2 separate regions of the Mus musculus genome follow, and region 1 is linked to region 2. Evidence: chromatin loops called from intact Hi-C (ENCODE). Cell type or tissue: gastrocnemius. All regions are shown on one strand.

What was found. Peaks named below come from ENCODE experiments on the same cell type or tissue, not always from the same donor. Only the 100,000 strongest peaks of a DNase experiment are listed, where the experiment ranks them.
Region 1: it touches region 2 in a loop (3-fold over the local background); 7 of 42 quality-filtered maps call a loop at or near these places.

The regions. Positions count from the first base shown.
Region 1 is chr15:96,950,291-96,958,290 of GRCm38, forward strand. No RefSeq gene overlaps it. Among named protein-coding and RNA genes, the nearest start is that of Gm32840, 90 kb to the right of the region's middle. In gastrocnemius, CTCF peaks have their summits at 1,647 (motif pointing right) and 3,309 (motif pointing left); DNase peaks (open chromatin) are centred at 3,307 and 3,677; H3K4me3 peaks cover 916 bases; H3K27ac peaks cover 436 bases.
Region 2 is chr15:96,538,272-96,546,271 of GRCm38, forward strand. No RefSeq gene overlaps it. Among named protein-coding and RNA genes, the nearest start is that of Gm32406, 35 kb to the left of the region's middle. In gastrocnemius, a CTCF peak has its summit at 4,971 (motif pointing right); a DNase peak (open chromatin) is centred at 4,979; H3K4me3 peaks cover 830 bases; H3K27ac peaks cover 294 bases.

The DNA of each region.
Region 1 (8,000 bases), 410 kb after region 2:
ACCTAGGAAAATAACCTCTTTTAGTGAAAGCTATATCATAAAAAACTAATCCCAGAAATGTTTTTGAAACTAAGGAGCCCCTGTCCCCCATCCTTGCTCCCTTTCCCCCCAACCTTCTCCTAGCTAACTTTCAAAGTTGGGGTATTTGTAGTGGCAGGAGAGAGATTGAGAAGAGTCTCCGAGAAGACAACCTGCCAGGCATGCTGGTGTGGGGAGGAAAGCCACACTGAGGTTTGGGCTTTTCAATGAATGGCCTTGTTTGTGTCCTCTGGGTCACATGAAGCAGAAGAGGCTGGCTGCACCCTGCTACACGAAGCCAAGGAAATGCCAGAGGCCCTCGGAGCTGGGTGCTGCAGTGAAGCTGACTCGGTCAGTTCTCACAGTCCTCACAGGTCTGGTATGGCAACTGCAGGCCATGGGCTGTTTGAAAATGGAGCGTTCTCCAAGCCTCCGAAACATACACCATGCTCACGAAGTTATCTCCAGTGCCCCAAGAAGGTAGCTGGTTGGCAAACTGTTTATGGCCTGGTATCAAGACTTCGCTTACTCACTAAGACAATTAGGTAAGATGCTAAACTGTAGACTCAGAAGCAAGTGGTGCTGGCTGGCCTGGGCGGGAAAGAAATGCAGAGTCTCCCCCGAGGGCAATGGGCAGGTACAGGGGTTGGGGGAGAGCAATGGGCAGGTATGGGGGGGGAGCAATGGGCAGCAGGTACAGGGGCGGTTGGGAAATCCAGAGGCAGAGGCTGAGGAAGGGAAGGGAAGGGAAGGGAAGGGAAGGGAAGGGAAGGGAAGGGAAGGGAAGGGAAGGGAAGGGAAGGGAAGGGAAGGGAAGGGAAGGGAAGGGAAGGGAAGAAGGGAAGGGAAGAAGGGAAGGGAAGAAGGGAAGGGAAGAAGGGAAGGGAAGGGAAGGGAAGAAGGGAAGGGAAGGAAAGGGAAGGGAAGGGAAGGGAAGGGAAGGGAAGGGAAGGGAAGGGAAGGGAAGGGAAGGGAAGAAGGGAAGAAGGGAAGAAGGGAAGAAGGGAAGGGAAGGGAAGGGAGGGGAAGGGAAGGGAAGAAGGGAAGGGAAGAAGGGAAGGGAAGAAGGGAAGGGAAGGGAAGGGAAGGGAAGAAGGGAAGGGAAGGGAAGGGAAGGGAAGGGAAGGGAAGGGAAGAAGGGAAGAAGGGAAGAAGGGAAGAAGGGAAGGGAAGGGAAGGGAAGGGAAGGGAAGGGAAGGGAAGGGAAGAAGGGAAGGGAAGGGAAGGGAAGTACATATTGGACCAGAGACATGCATGTAAAAGCTGTTTGATTTCCTCGGGTGAATATTGTCGGGATTAAAGAACCAATGAATGTTAGTTAACTGAGCAGGCCAAATTATCAAAACAAAACAGAGCAGAAACCTAAGTGACTTATTAGCCTACTCCTGGGCAATCTCTTTAAAATTCTTATCTTTCCCCCTCCCCCCAATAATTAGTTTCAAGAATTGTAAGTCAGAGATGAATTATTCATTCCCTTTCCAGAACCTAAGCAGAAATTATGAGATCAAGATAATCATGCAAAAACTATGGCTGAAATTAAAAGGGAAAGATTTGAATTCTCAAAATAACAACACATAACGAACACCCCAGCAAGGCCACTTCAAAATCTGTTTTTTCAAGCCACACAGTTCTGACAGTTGCCAGTAGAGGGGGCTTAGAGGGTCAGCTGACTTGACTATGCCTTGCTAGAAGATTCAATCAACTTAAAGTAAGCCCTCCTTTCTCTATTTACCGAGCCTAATTCTTATTTAATTTCTGGACTTAATGGGTTTAGCGGACAGATTTGTGTAATTTGCTTTCTGGCCCTCACCCACTGAAGCGAGCTGTGATCAGTTGTCCTAGAATGCCGAGCAGCATTAGAAGGAAGGCTCATTCCTAGCCGCCCCACCCCAAGACCCCCGAGTCCCCTCAGGGAAGCCCCTGCCTGCCTCAATCCAGAAGCAGGTGTTTAACTCACAAAGTAAATAAATAACTGCTTGTCTGAGCAATTTCAAAACCACATAAACGCTACTGTTTTATTCATTACATGTCTCCTCCGTGAGAAATTGCCCAGAGCAGAGATTTACCTGAAAATATATGCATCTCCCAAAAAAAAAAAACCAAACAAACAAACAAAAAAAAAACAAAACAAGGAACAAAAAACCTTCATTCTCATAAGATGACCCCGTGTGCATCAAATAAACTGCCCTCTTTGTATGGTTTCTCTCACACCCATGGTGTCCTCCACTATTTAATGGATTTCCAACACAAAATGATGCCTTTTAAATTTAATAGTTAAGGGACACGACTCTTCATAAAAAGCCAAGGAGAGAGGTCACCTGCTGTGCCTGTCTTTCACCCAGGACAGCATTTTCCTTAGTGTAAACACTCGTGAAATCTGCACAAGCCCGGGCATGCCCGCTGAGCTCTGTAGGCTTGTGAAGGCTCCCAGGAGAGCCAGGCATAAAGGCAGATGCAGTAATTTAAAATATCGGTCTGATAAACATTAATGGTTTGGCTTAAGAAGAAAAACTAGCAACCACCTCGTGAGTAGGCTTGTGCTGGGAAAGCCTAGACACAGAAGGTGGCGCAAAACCGGAGCTAACTGGATAATGTTACTTCCAAAGTGGCTGAGCAAGCCCACAGTCCTGCCCTCCTGCTTTTGGTGGACCAGGGAAGTACCACCGAGCCTGCTCCACTCTAGGGCCAGTCCTGACTTCCCTACAGTAGCCAGGCATTCATAGGCTAGGCCACCAGCAAACTACCTAACCTTGAAATGCTCATGGACATTTTGAGACTTCACACAAACCATCCAAGTTGAAATGTCAGGTTTAAAATCAAGCACCCCATCCAGGGCATTTGTAGGAGACATTTGTACGACTGACTGAGGAGACAGTTTGGTGACACCAAGGAAACTTTTGCTTGCAGAGTTCCAAAGCTGGGGAGAGGGGAGGTTTCAGAGGCTCGATTGAGACAAAGGGGAAAGTCATAGTCCCCATAGGATAGATGACTAAACAGGTGCAGTGTGGTGGTGGGGCAGACTAAAGCCCGAAAGAGATCGCTTTCAGCTCTGAGACATTAGCGTGCCAACAGTTTGGACTGAATAGGACTTTAACAGACATAGTCTCAAAAGAGACAAGGCTCCTTTTCTCTAGAGAAGCCTGGAAACCCCAGAGGGTCGGATCGATCAGAGGACAGTGCCGGTGAGGGTGCCCTTGGCTGATGAAGCGCACATAGGGTAGGAGGCAGGAGACTGCCTTAGTAATCACTGAGAATGGACAAGTTACCGAGCGTAGCTGAGCCACCTGCTGGAGATGTCCGGAAGTGCTTGCGGGGGTCAAACGGAGCTGAGGCAGCTGCAAGCCGAGTATCCGTGGAAGACAAAGAACAGGGCGCCAGAACCGCAGCCCTGGGAAAAAATATTTCAGCTCAGTGTTTGTAGAAAGCAGTCAATGAATGTGGACTGAGATTGGGAGGTCCTGAGGCTCCTTGGCATCTTTGGTAAGGCAAGCTGAGCCGTCCTGCATCCACAACTAAATCTGGTGCTCACAGTATGAGGGTGTGTCCTTCAGGGACTTCGGTGACCGACTATTCCAGTTTTAACATTTGTTGGGTGCTAGAGAGGACTCTCCTTGGCTTGGCGTCTCGTGGCGTGGCAGTGCAGGAGCACAAGCACACGGATAACACAGAAACACCGTGGGAGACGGAAGCTACAGCTGCTGCGCCGCCGACTGTCATAACCAGTGCTCGTAATTAGCCCACGCAGGTAGAGCCCTGATGAACAACGGCCACGGGCGAGCTTGCAAAGACGGGCACAGCTCTCTCTCCAGGCCAACTCTACGCTCCTTTGTTTGGCTTTTTCGTTTATCTGTCACCTTTATCTGTCACCTTTGCTTAGTTACAAGTAAAGGATTGCCGAGCTTTGAAACATCATAGGGACTCAGAGGCAGATAAATCTGCGTGCTTGAGCCAACTCCTCAGTGCCACCGCAACCAAAACCCTCTGGTTAGATATGTTTGACTTACAAAGAACATCTTTAATAGCATTATGTAGCATCTAATCTACGAAGGCATTTATTGTAAAACATGCTATAACTTTACTTACAACTAAGACCGAGCCTGCCAATTAAGTTATGTCGCTCTGCCTTCTTGATGGTTAGCATTTTAAATGTGCATTTACTAACAGATCTCTTAAAAACTGACTTAGACTATCCTTAAATGTCCCTTGTACACACATAAACGGAAGTATATAAGCCTAAGCCAGTGGTTTACAACCTTCCTAATACTGAGACCTTTCAACACAGTTCCTCATGTTGTGGTGACCCCAGGCATAATATTTTCATTGCGAAACACAGAGGTTGAGAACCACCGGCTTAAGTTATCTCTGAAACTTTTTCATTCCAAGTCTGACTCTTTAGAGTTGAATTTTAACCTTGAAATATTGGGACATTTCTATATGACACCCTCTCTGTGCATAAGAAACATCACGCTGATTCTTGGCTTCTTTCCTATTTTTATATTCCCATATTTATTTATGTGTGTGGGTAGGTATGCACCATGGTGTGTGTGCAGGGGATCAGAGGGCAATCTACAGGACTTGATTTTTCCCTTTCCACGATGTAAGTCTGGGGATGGAATGAGGCCATTGGGTTTGGTCATCAGTACCCATTGAGCCATCTCACTGGCCCCGTTATGTCTTTAAAATGTTGTTTTGAGAACACAAAACACTCTATACAATTTTACAGGTCATTGAGCTGTCCGAAGGCAAATACCCATCAAATTACTGCCCAGCATTTTTTTTTTAAGAAAAGGAAAATCTAGTAAAATACCCAAGAAACCCTGTGTGCTTCCTCCTGGGCACTGCCTTGGGTCTCTTGCCAGCACTGCCCTTGATATATCACGGTGGATTAATATTTATCAACTAGCTTGTCTCTCCATGGCATTTATGTGAATGAAATGATTCAATGTGCATTTCTTGTTGGGCACTTCTGATGTTCAGCATTATGTTATAAGACGTATGTTTGTCATATGAAACACAGTGGGTTCATTCTCATTGCTACACGGAATTTTTTTATTTACTGTTATCATTTTATGAATCCACTATCTAGTCAATGGGCAGTTGAACTTGGTTTGCATGTTCATGTATTTTCCAGAGCGCTGTGATGAGCTGACTTGGGTGTATCTCCTTCTGCATCCTACCTAATAGTACATATACAGCGCAGAAATGGAAATGCTGTGTGTTTTTAATTCTGGTAAACAATAGCAATAGTTTACAAATCATTTGTGTCAATAGACCAGTTTAGGAAAAGTTCACAATCTTACCGGTGAGTGCTAATTTAAAACAACAGTATGAATCCCACCCCTTTCCCAAACGTATTTAGTCAAATGTCCGTGTTCTGGAAGAAGAATCTCATGGGTAGTGTTTGGATTCTTTAGGTTTGGACTTGCAAAGCCCAAACCATCAAACCATCAGACAAGGTGGGGCGGTATTGCCCAACATGTGTTCTTAGTGACGGCATCCAGTAGGGACCGATGGATGACACACCCAGTAGTACGAGTGTGCTGAGGTCACATGGTATGGTAAATGTGAATAAGGTTTTGTATAAACATACATACAGTATGGTATAAGAGAGAAAAAAAAGAAGTTAAGGGTGAATTAAAGCAAGAAGAGTTGAGATGCCTGGCCATTAACAAGAGCCAATAACGATCAAAGGAGAGTAACACTTTAATTTTGCACTTCAGGTAGTTTTATTCTAGTAGTCTTCCCAAGGGCCCTAATAAGGTTATCTTAGTGCACTGGCATTGCCCAACCCTTCTGTTTTCTTTGAAGCTTGGCAACCCTACCACAGCCTGTTTTAGTCTTCAACTATTCTTTCTCTTCCCTAGGAGGACAAAAATATGTTTGTAAGTATCCAGAGACTCCCTCTGTCATGTATATGAATATATGAACTATGTCAATGTATCTCTTACTTATCTATGTATTATGTACCTATCTATGAACCTATGTATGTATCATCTATCTATCTATCTATCTATCTATCTATCTATCTAACTAACTAACTATCTATCCAACTATATATCTATCCAACTATATATCTATATATCTCTATGTTTCTATGTATGTATTTAACTATGTATCTATTTATCCAACTATGTATTTATGTATCTACCTATGTTTCTATGTATCTATATATCTATCCAACTATGTATCTATCTATGTATCTTTCTATGTATCTATCTTTCTATGTATGTATGTATGTATGTATGTATGTATGTATGTATCTATCTATCTATCTATCTATCTATCTATCTATCTCTACACGTGGTCTGTTAACCTTTCTAAATTTGTCACAAACCGTCTGTATACATTTTTCCACATATTTTTAAATGACTCAATCCATGAATCATTGCAATGATGAGGTTTTTCCCTAAGTTACAATCAGTAAGAAACCACAACAACTGAGTTACCAGCTTCTGTCAGGCAGACTTTCCTAACTCTGGCGCTGTCAGCCTCTAGCTCCCTCATCATTCCTGGGGTGTTGGCATTTCCTGTCTCTGCCCTTTCTACCTCCAAGAGCACCAGACCTAAAGAGAAGGTCACCTGTGTATAGAAATTGCCTCCCACAGTTACATGGCCTCTAAGATAAGGATGCAGACTGGGACATTAATGGGTCACTGAAGATACTGGGCTTTTGTTCTGAGCCCTTGGCTTGCCCCCACTCTCCTAAGGCTTCCTTGTTCTCTCACTCACCTGTTCGGCATTTGTTAAGCGGATTAATACTTTAACTCTACTTTGGCTTCTTTAAAACATTTCAAAGGGCAAGGTGACATTTCCGGTTTTCGTAGCCTAGTGCAGTTCTCTCTGAACATATCAGACAACAACCGACCTGTTAATCTCCACAAGCTTGTATAGTCTATTCCGTTCCTGTTCTTTGTTTCCTTCCCCTTCACATTAGTTATAAAGTAATGAAGCCTAGATCAATAAGTTTGGTCTCCAGGCAACAGAGAAAACACCAATCAATTTAATCTTATGAAGAGCCCTTTGTAAATCCAATTCTTTAGAAAAACCTTTGTACTTAGAAAATGATAAATAAAACAAGCTTCTAAACATTCTTTTTGTTTGATTCTGTTTATGTTCTACATGTGAGATCATAGGCGCACAAAATACTTCATAATATTAAATAAAAAGATTTAGTGTTGAGTCGATCAATATTAGAACTTTACCAGGTGCAGCCAAACATTTTTATATTTCCCATTTCTTAAAAAAAGAAAAGAAAAAGGTAGGGCTCTAACTCTCTAATTGTCATAAAAGACAAATGCTACAGACTCATTTCCCACTAAGGAAGTTGAGGATACATGAAAACCAGGTTCCAGAAGAATTCTAGAATAGATCTTGAATTACAAAAACAAGCAAGCAAACAAAAACTCTATGAAGGATACTGTTGGGAAAGTTGGAGAGATTCAGATAAGAACTGAAGACTGGCAATTAACAGTATGCATTACTAAATAAGAACGACTGGCGCCTTAGAAGTAAACTCCCAACTCTAAACATAAGGAGAGGTGAGGGGGTGAGAGGAGAAGACAGAGATGGTATACGGAGTGTGTCTGTGTGCCAGTGTGTGCTGGTGTGTGTGTGTGTGTGTGTGTGTGTGTGTGTGTAAACAATTGTGACAAGAGACAAGTCAAGTGCTAAGTATCAAACAATTGTTTCATTACACTTTCGTAAAACATTTCATAGCGAAATAATGAAATGGCAAAACAAACAAACAAACAAACAAACAACAGGAGCTTCTCTCCTTCTCTCCCTTCCTGAAACCTAACACATCTCTTCAGTGAAACAAGTATCTATCTGTTTCCAATTGTAGATAAATACGATACATGATTCCAAATCCACTCTGGCCTAAAATAGGCTTATGTTACTGGTTGAAATCTAATTTGGATGTCAGGCAAATGGCTGAGCACACAGTAGGCTTACACAGATCCCAGACTCTTTGCCCTTCGGCC
Region 2 (8,000 bases):
CTCCACAGGTTACAAGTCTACCTGTTACAGGATTTGGCTGGCATACCCAGCCCCGTAGTCTAAACTTCTCTAGCCCAGGGAATGAGCTGCTCTTCCCCCAGTAGCTCTGCTCGATATAATCAAGCCATTTTGGCTACATGGTTCTTTTTACTCTTTGACACCCCCCTTGGTTTCCTGGTCTCCCCTCTCTTTCTTCTCTCCTTCTCATCCCTCTCCTTCCCTCTCTCCCCTCTCCCATCGCCCCCCTCTACCCTCTCCTCTCCCTTCCCCCCTCCTCTCCCCTCTCCTCACCCGGCCTGGCTCAGACTGCTGGTCACATTCACTCTGGATCCTCCCAGATGTCTCTATCTCTGTTCTCCCTCATAACTACAGGAAACCTGTCTCCCCACTATACATACCTTTTTACATATATCAGGTCCTCCCCTCCGCTCTCTCTCTCTCCCTTTCTTTCTCTCTCCCTTTCTCTCTCTCTCTTTCTTTCTTTCTTTCTTTCTTTCTTTCTTTCTTTCTTTCTTTCTTTCTCTCTCTCTCTCTCTCTCTCTCTCTTTCTTTCTTTTATTCATTTTTCACACACACACACACACACACACACACACACACACTCACACACACACACATACACACACGTTCTTTTTCTGTGCCCACACTCAACAAACACTTCGACAGTACAAAGTCATATTAATCCACAGTATCTTGCCACCTGATTTTTTTTTTCCCTATTTAAAATAAATCTTGTCACTTTCCATATGACTAAATGGAACTGCACCAGGACTTCCTATGGCATGACTTCTCTGGATGTCTCATAAATTGCTCAACTTCCCATTAGTAAATGTTCAAGTACTTCCACCTCTGTCTTCCATGAGGACACATCTGGGGCTTGCCTTCTTGCATTCTACACTCAACTGATGGGCTCCCCCACTCCCTCCCCGCAGGAAAAACTTCTCGATGATGGACTCGCCAGGCCAAAAGGCACCTACATTTTTAAAAAAGGTTTGAAAGCACAATGCCAAATCTTTCTCCAGGGAATATTCTCCAATGGCAATGCCCTCCGGCTGTGGCCCTGTCCTCCACTCTTGCCGGAGGCCTGTGCGTTGGCACTCACGGCCATTTGCATTTCTTTCACTAGGCCTGAGATCAAGCACTCCTTCCTTAATTGCTTTGGATTCTGGTGGGGGGGGGGAGGGAGGGTTGGGGGAGCTATGAGCAATGGGGTTTCTAATGTATTTGAGGGGTCGCCTTGAAGATGTTGGTATTGAGGCCATGTTTAGAAAGGGACGTTTCACATTAAAACTATGGATTCATCTACTTATATTTTCCCCTCTATTATGTCCTATTCTTTGCTATCTCCACCACCGCCATCATTATTATCAATTTTACCATTTACCTGTTGCTAGAAGGAGCAGAATGGAACACTAATGTATTTCCGCCTGGTTCTGATTGGTTATCTCTTGTACAATACTTTAATTTTCCCCTGTTCTATTGCAGCATGGTGGCAAATATTAGATAGGAGTTCAGTTGCTAGACAAGTGTGAATTCATTCGGCTCTCAGCACTCACTACTCTCTGAGACAGTCACCACGCCCCACTCCTTCAGAAGGAGACTCTGATGGCTGGGCTCATATGTCAAGTCCTCGCTGGAGAAGCCAGGCTGAGAATTTGCTTCCTAGTTGCCATATGCTACCTCGAGGCCACCTTGCTGCCCGGTGCTAAGGTTTGCACCATCTCGCATGCTTTCTCCTTTTACTTGAAATCATTCTGCTTACAGCTCTTAAATTTCTGCCCGGCAGGAGGCTTGTGTGGCCACCCCACTCCCCTCCTCCTTACTGCTTTTAATATTCTTTCTTTGTTCAGTGTATTTGTTGTTTTGATTATTATGTGATGGGAGGAATTTCTTTTCTGGTCCAGTCTATTTGGAGTTCTGTAGGCTTCTTGTATGTTCAAAGGGCATCTCTGTTTCAGGTTAGGGAAGTTGTCTTCTATGATTATGTTGAAGATATTTCCTGGTCCTTTAAGTTGGGAATCTTCGCTCTCTTCTATACCTATTATCCTTAGGTTTGGTCTTCTCATTGTGTCCTGGATTTCCTGGATGTTTTGGGTTAGGAGCCTTTTCATTTTTGTGTTTTCTTTGACTGCTGTGTCAATGTTTTCTATGGTATCTTCTGGACCCGAGATTCTCTCTTCTAACTCTTGTATTCTGTTGACTTCTGATCGCTTTCATAGGTTTTCTAACTCCAGGGTTGTCTCCCTTTGTGATTTCTTTATTGTTTCTATTTCCATTTTTAGATACTGGATGGTTTTGCTCATTTCCTTTGCCTGTTTGATTGTGTTTTCCTATAAGTCTTTAAGATATTTTTGTGTTTCCTTTTTAAGGGCTTCTAGCTGTTTACCTGTGTTCTCCTGTATTCTTCAAGGGAGTTATTTATGTCCTTCTTAAAGTCCTCTATCATCATCACGAGAGGTGATTTTAGATCTGAGTCTTGCTTTTCCGGTATGATGGTGTATCCAGGACTTGCTATGGTGGGAGAATTGGGTTCTGATGATGTCAAGTAACTTGGTTTCTGTTGCTTATGTTTTTACGCTTGCCTCCTGCCATCTGGTTATCTCTAGTGCTACCTGGAGATAGCACTATATCTGACTGGAGCCTGTCATTCCTGCGATCCTGGTTGTGTCAGAACTCCTCAGAGTCAAGCTTTCTCTGTGATCCTGTGATTCTGGGATCCTGCAATCCTGAGATCCTGGGTGTGTCAGAGCTGGGAGACTCATTCTTTTTCTTTTTTTTTAGATTAATTTTTTTCCATTTTTTATTAGGTATTTAGCTCATTTACATTTCCAATGCTATACCAAAAGTCCCCCATACCCACCCACCCCCACTCCCCTACCCACCCACTCCCCCTTTTTGGCCCTGGCGTTCCCCTGTACTGGGGCATATAAAGTTTGCGTGTCCAATGGGCCTCTCTTTCCAGTGATGGCCGACTAGGCCATCTTTTGATACATATGCAGCTAGAGTCAAGAGCTCCGGGGTACTGGTTAGTTCATAATGTTGTTCCACCTATAGGGTTGCAGATCCCTTTAGCTCCTTGGGTACTTTCTCTAGCTCCTCCATTGGGAGCCCTGTGATCCATCCATTAGCTGACTGTGAGCATACACTTCTGTGAGACTCATTCTTTTTAATGACAGTGTAACTCCTACTTCTTATAGGAGTACCCCATGAGCATACATTATATTTTTGTTGTTTTGTTTTTGCAAACGATGAAATGAACATGTCCACCGGGTTAAGCAGCATTAGCCCATGGATGATGAGAGAGAAAAGATTACCAAGCAGAGTTGCCGGTTCAAACCATACACGCGACATGCGTTTTGATAATGCTGACCTTGGACCATAGAGCTTAAGCATTAGATAATCGTTTATAAATTACATAGTTGATTTTTCAATAAGTAGGTTTTAGATATGAATGACTTTGGAAGGAAGAACAATTTAAATACGTGCATGCAAGATCAAAAACTAGCAGATGCGGGAGGCAGAGGGTTGTGGGAGCAGGAAAAGCTTACAAAAATCATTTGGTCATTATTTAGAAGATGCTTGCATTTAAACAATAGTAAGATGCAAAGTGGTGCTCGGCATCAAAGGCCACAGTGAGTCGCCATTTCACATCAGAGGAGAAGCAGCAGAGCATTAAGGCATCCATGGCAGACTCTTAATAACTCGGTGGTTCAGGGAAAACGGATCCCATCTCTTTGTTCTTCGGGCTGCAGAAAAGGAAAACTAATGGCACCCACTTCTTTCAGTTCTAATGAGATGGATGAACAGATACGAACCACACTGGACAGCAAGCTTTGTAAGTGCTCAGTGTTGGACATAGGCTTAGTAGAGTTAGAATGATGGGGGGAGACAAGGTTACAGAGTAAACTAGCGGGTGGGTAACATCTTCAAGACTAAGACTGAAACAAAGTAACGGGAGGACTAGACCCGGAAGATGCTTGTCTGCCCACAGCCTCCTACACCACCACGGAGGGGACTGACCCTTTGTTTTCTATGAAACAGTTGTTCTTGGCTTCACTTTAGGGGAAGCACGTGGCTCAGTGTAGGATGAGACTGATTTTGGCAACTGAATGGAACATTAGCATGTTAAGGCTGATTATGAAAAACAATGGCAAGAAGGGCCATTGATTAAAACATCCTAATACAATACAATACAATACAATACAATACAATACAATACAATACAAGAAAAGCGATTGTTCAGCGGCGAATGCCATTTTTTATGTTCAGATAAGCTCTTCTGTTCATTCATGGGAATAATAAGGATTTTGGCAAATATTATAATGCTTTCAATTTGAGAAGAGCTTAGAATTTGCATTACTTTGCATACTAATGAGAATTTTTACTATTGTATAGAACCATATGTATGCATTTATATGTGCCATATTTTGGTGTTCCAATTAACTTATGTATAATGATGTCAGTAGTGATTTTATGTGCTTAGAATTTTTTGGCAAAAATTTCAGTTTCATGGGACTGATTTTTTTTTTTATTGTGCAGCCTAATTAATCACTAGTGTTGAGAAAAAAATCAAAACTTCAAACTTAATAAACATGCAGTTACGATCAGGCAGTTTTGGAGAAAACATACTGAGGAAGGACATACAAAATTAATCCCTGTTGAAATAATAATTTTATAATAATAGGACCTATAAAAGAAGCCATGTAAGTATCTGGTACTACTACAGTCAATTTCTGAGAGATACAGTATACACAAATCTGTCTAGGGAGAGTAAAATTGTTATTTTTAGCTTATAAACTTCTCAGGGAGAAAACGGTTTAAATAATAAAGCACTCTTTTCCCAAAACGCAAATGAATGAATTGATAGATGTTAATATAAAAGCAAAACAAAACCTTAGGTTTTCTACCTACACGCCACTCGAATACAAACCTCCTAAATTTGTTCACTGAGCAAACCCTGGGAATCCAGACGGTGGCGCTGTTCTCACGGAGGAGAGCAGGCTACAACTCTTTCTACTGCGTTCTCTCTTTACTCTTTATCTACAAATTAAGCTGTTAAACAACAAAACAAAATAATCCAACTTCCATTTGTAGCTTCCTTTTCAACTGATGCTTTTTAAACGTTCGGTTATTTCGATCTGCAGTGATTGGTCGGCAGTGTACTCAGCAAAAGGACCGTGTGGCGTGATTCTGATGGTGGGTAGCGATATGAAAATACAGGCGCTGCTCTTTGTATCTGAACAAAGATAAGGAGAAGCCTTCGAAGATGCAAAAAAAAAAAAAAAAAAAAAAAAGACCTGCAGAAAAAATATGAAGGGTTGAGACAAACAATTACCAACGTGCTTAAAATAGAAACGCGCTGAGGCCACAAGGAAGAGGGTTAGGCAGCTGGGTGAACGCGGTTACCTGAAACCACGTGGCTGCAGCTGCTGGCCTGTCACTCTGCTTTTAGCCTCTTTGGTGTCAAAGTCTACGCAGAGAAAAGTAAACGCTTGCATGTTTTATTCTCAGAAGTGACTCCTTAAAAGTCGGAAATTTCCCTTTCTATAAAATGTCCTTTTCCTTTTCCTGCTTTGTTTGGAACGGTGGCGTATCTGCAATCCCTACACTCTGCCAGGAAGTTGAGTTGTATTGTCAAAAGGTTGAGGCCAGTCTGGGGTACTAAAAACTGGTATCTGTAAAAAAAGGTATTTTTGCAGATTTTTTTTTGTTTCATATCGCTTATGTGGGTTGTTTTTTTTTTTGTTTTGTTTTGTTTTTGTTTGTTACTTTCTCTTACTGACCTTTTGTTTATATATTATAGTTTTTTATTTTTTTGTTTTTAATAAGGTTGTGTGTGCGCGTGTGTTGTGCTTTTTCCCTTTTTAAATTTTTACATTCTGGTATTTTTTTTTGGGAGGGTTGCCTGTTTGTTTTCTAAAAAGAGAGCGAGAAAGGGGTCTGAGTTTGGTGGGTGGGGAGTTGGGGGGGGCTGGGAGGAACTGGAGGAGAGGAAACACTGATCAGAATACATTGTATGTAAAATAATTTCAAAAAATACATATGCAAAAAAGAAAAACCTATTGCCACAAAGGCTGCCAAAGAATTCAATAATTTAATAATATTCAGATAGCACTCTTGACAAATCTGGCTACTTAAGGGGAAGGTATTAACAGGGAATTATTTGAATTAGGTAAAATGTTTCTTAGACCAGAATTAAAGCAGTTTCTGTGAATGGAAGGCTGTGTCTCTAACATGAGTGGTTTTCCCTGCTATTCCTTGCACAGTAAAAGTAGTGTCTGATTGTCCCTGGAAACCAGTTATTCCTTCTCTGAAGATCAGAGCCATGCTACCCATCCTCAACTGAAATGTCCACATCCATTTGTGAACTACTTTTTGTTTCTTAGTAGTGTAGACAATATTGTGAACTCAGAGAGGAATGCAAAGACAGGGATTCCAGGATCGCCAACCACTCACTTTGAGAAAAAGATGGAAAGGGATTAGTAAGCCTTAAAGGAAAAAAAAAAATAGGAAAATTGTAGCAAAATGTCAAACAGCTGGGCAGTGGTGGCACACACCTTTAATCCCAGCACTTGGGAGGCAGAGGCAGGCAGATTTCTGAGTTTGAGGTCATCCTGGCCTCTATAGAGTGAGTTCCAGGACAGCCAGGGCTACACAGAGAAACCCTGTCTCGAAAATCCAATAATGATAATAATAATAATAATAAATAAAAAGTCAAACATGGAATGGAATCTTTGTTGTTTGGGGTTTTCTGTTTTGTTTTGTTTTCTCATGTACTTACAAAAACTAAAATCAAATCTGATGTTCCAGAAATGATAAAGGTCCTTTTACTCCCACTGCTAACCAGTTGTGTTTGAACATGATTCTGATTCAAGTTTTGCCAACAGACACAAAACAGCAAAACAAACAAACAAACAAACAAACAACCCACCTGCTGCAGAACCCTAGTGAGAAAGGCATTGCACCGTCTCAGAGATTAACCATCAAGTGAAACTGTCGAGTTTGCATCGCACACGACATTCACACTCAAAGAAAACCAACCTTAGCAGCCCAAATCAAAAGAAGTCATCATCTAAGATGAGCCAAAAACGCAAAAACGTTTAATAGTGAACAGAACGTTTTGTTCTTCTCGTTCTGCAAGATCATTCAAGCTTGAGTTCTGAGAAGGTGTCAAAGTGTTCCTCGGACGCAACTCTCAGGGCCACACAATTGGAGTAGGAGACCAGAGAATTACCTAGCCTAGTAGAAGCACGTACCACATTGTGTGAATTTTCCTGGGAAGATGTGATCAAATATCTATCCATCCTTATAGGGCACCAACTTCAGGCCAAAGTAGCAAATCCCTCCAAATCTAGCTCGGGCTACCACAATGAGTTTGCTTGGCTTGCATGCAGGAGCACGGGTGAGGGAATTCTCACAGGACATGTGATCCGTCCCAACAGAGCTGATTGTCATAACCCCCCTGCTCCCACCCCCGCTTGGGTGATTCCCTCCGCACAGCTGCAGAGGTGGGCTTCCCCTCCACATCCAAGCTGTGCAGATTCTAGCACCTAATAGGATCGTGCCTGAACTGCGAAAGTGGACGGAAGTAAGTATGCACATGTCTCTAACAAACGCCGAACACTCACATAAGAAATCCAGGTGTACTGTTTTGATTCAGTCAGAAGGTGTCGTACTAGTGAGGAAAAGCTTTTGACGGAGAACTGTTGTATGTAACCAGGTAGGAAAATGCCTGATCAGAGAGAGTCCTGATCATAGCTAGCACCACTTGCTCCACCCTAAAGGAATACATTGGATGGTTGGAAGAGCCCCTGGTTTACTCTGCCTTTACGTATTAGCATTGGCCTGAATCGTTTCGTTTGGTTTTGCTTTGTTTACCGAGACAGGGTTTCTCTGTGTAGCCCTGCCTGTCCTGGACTCGATTTGTAGACCAGGCTGGCCTCGAACTCAGAGATCCTCCAGCCTTGCCTTCCGGGTGGAAGGTTTAAAGACCGGTGCCA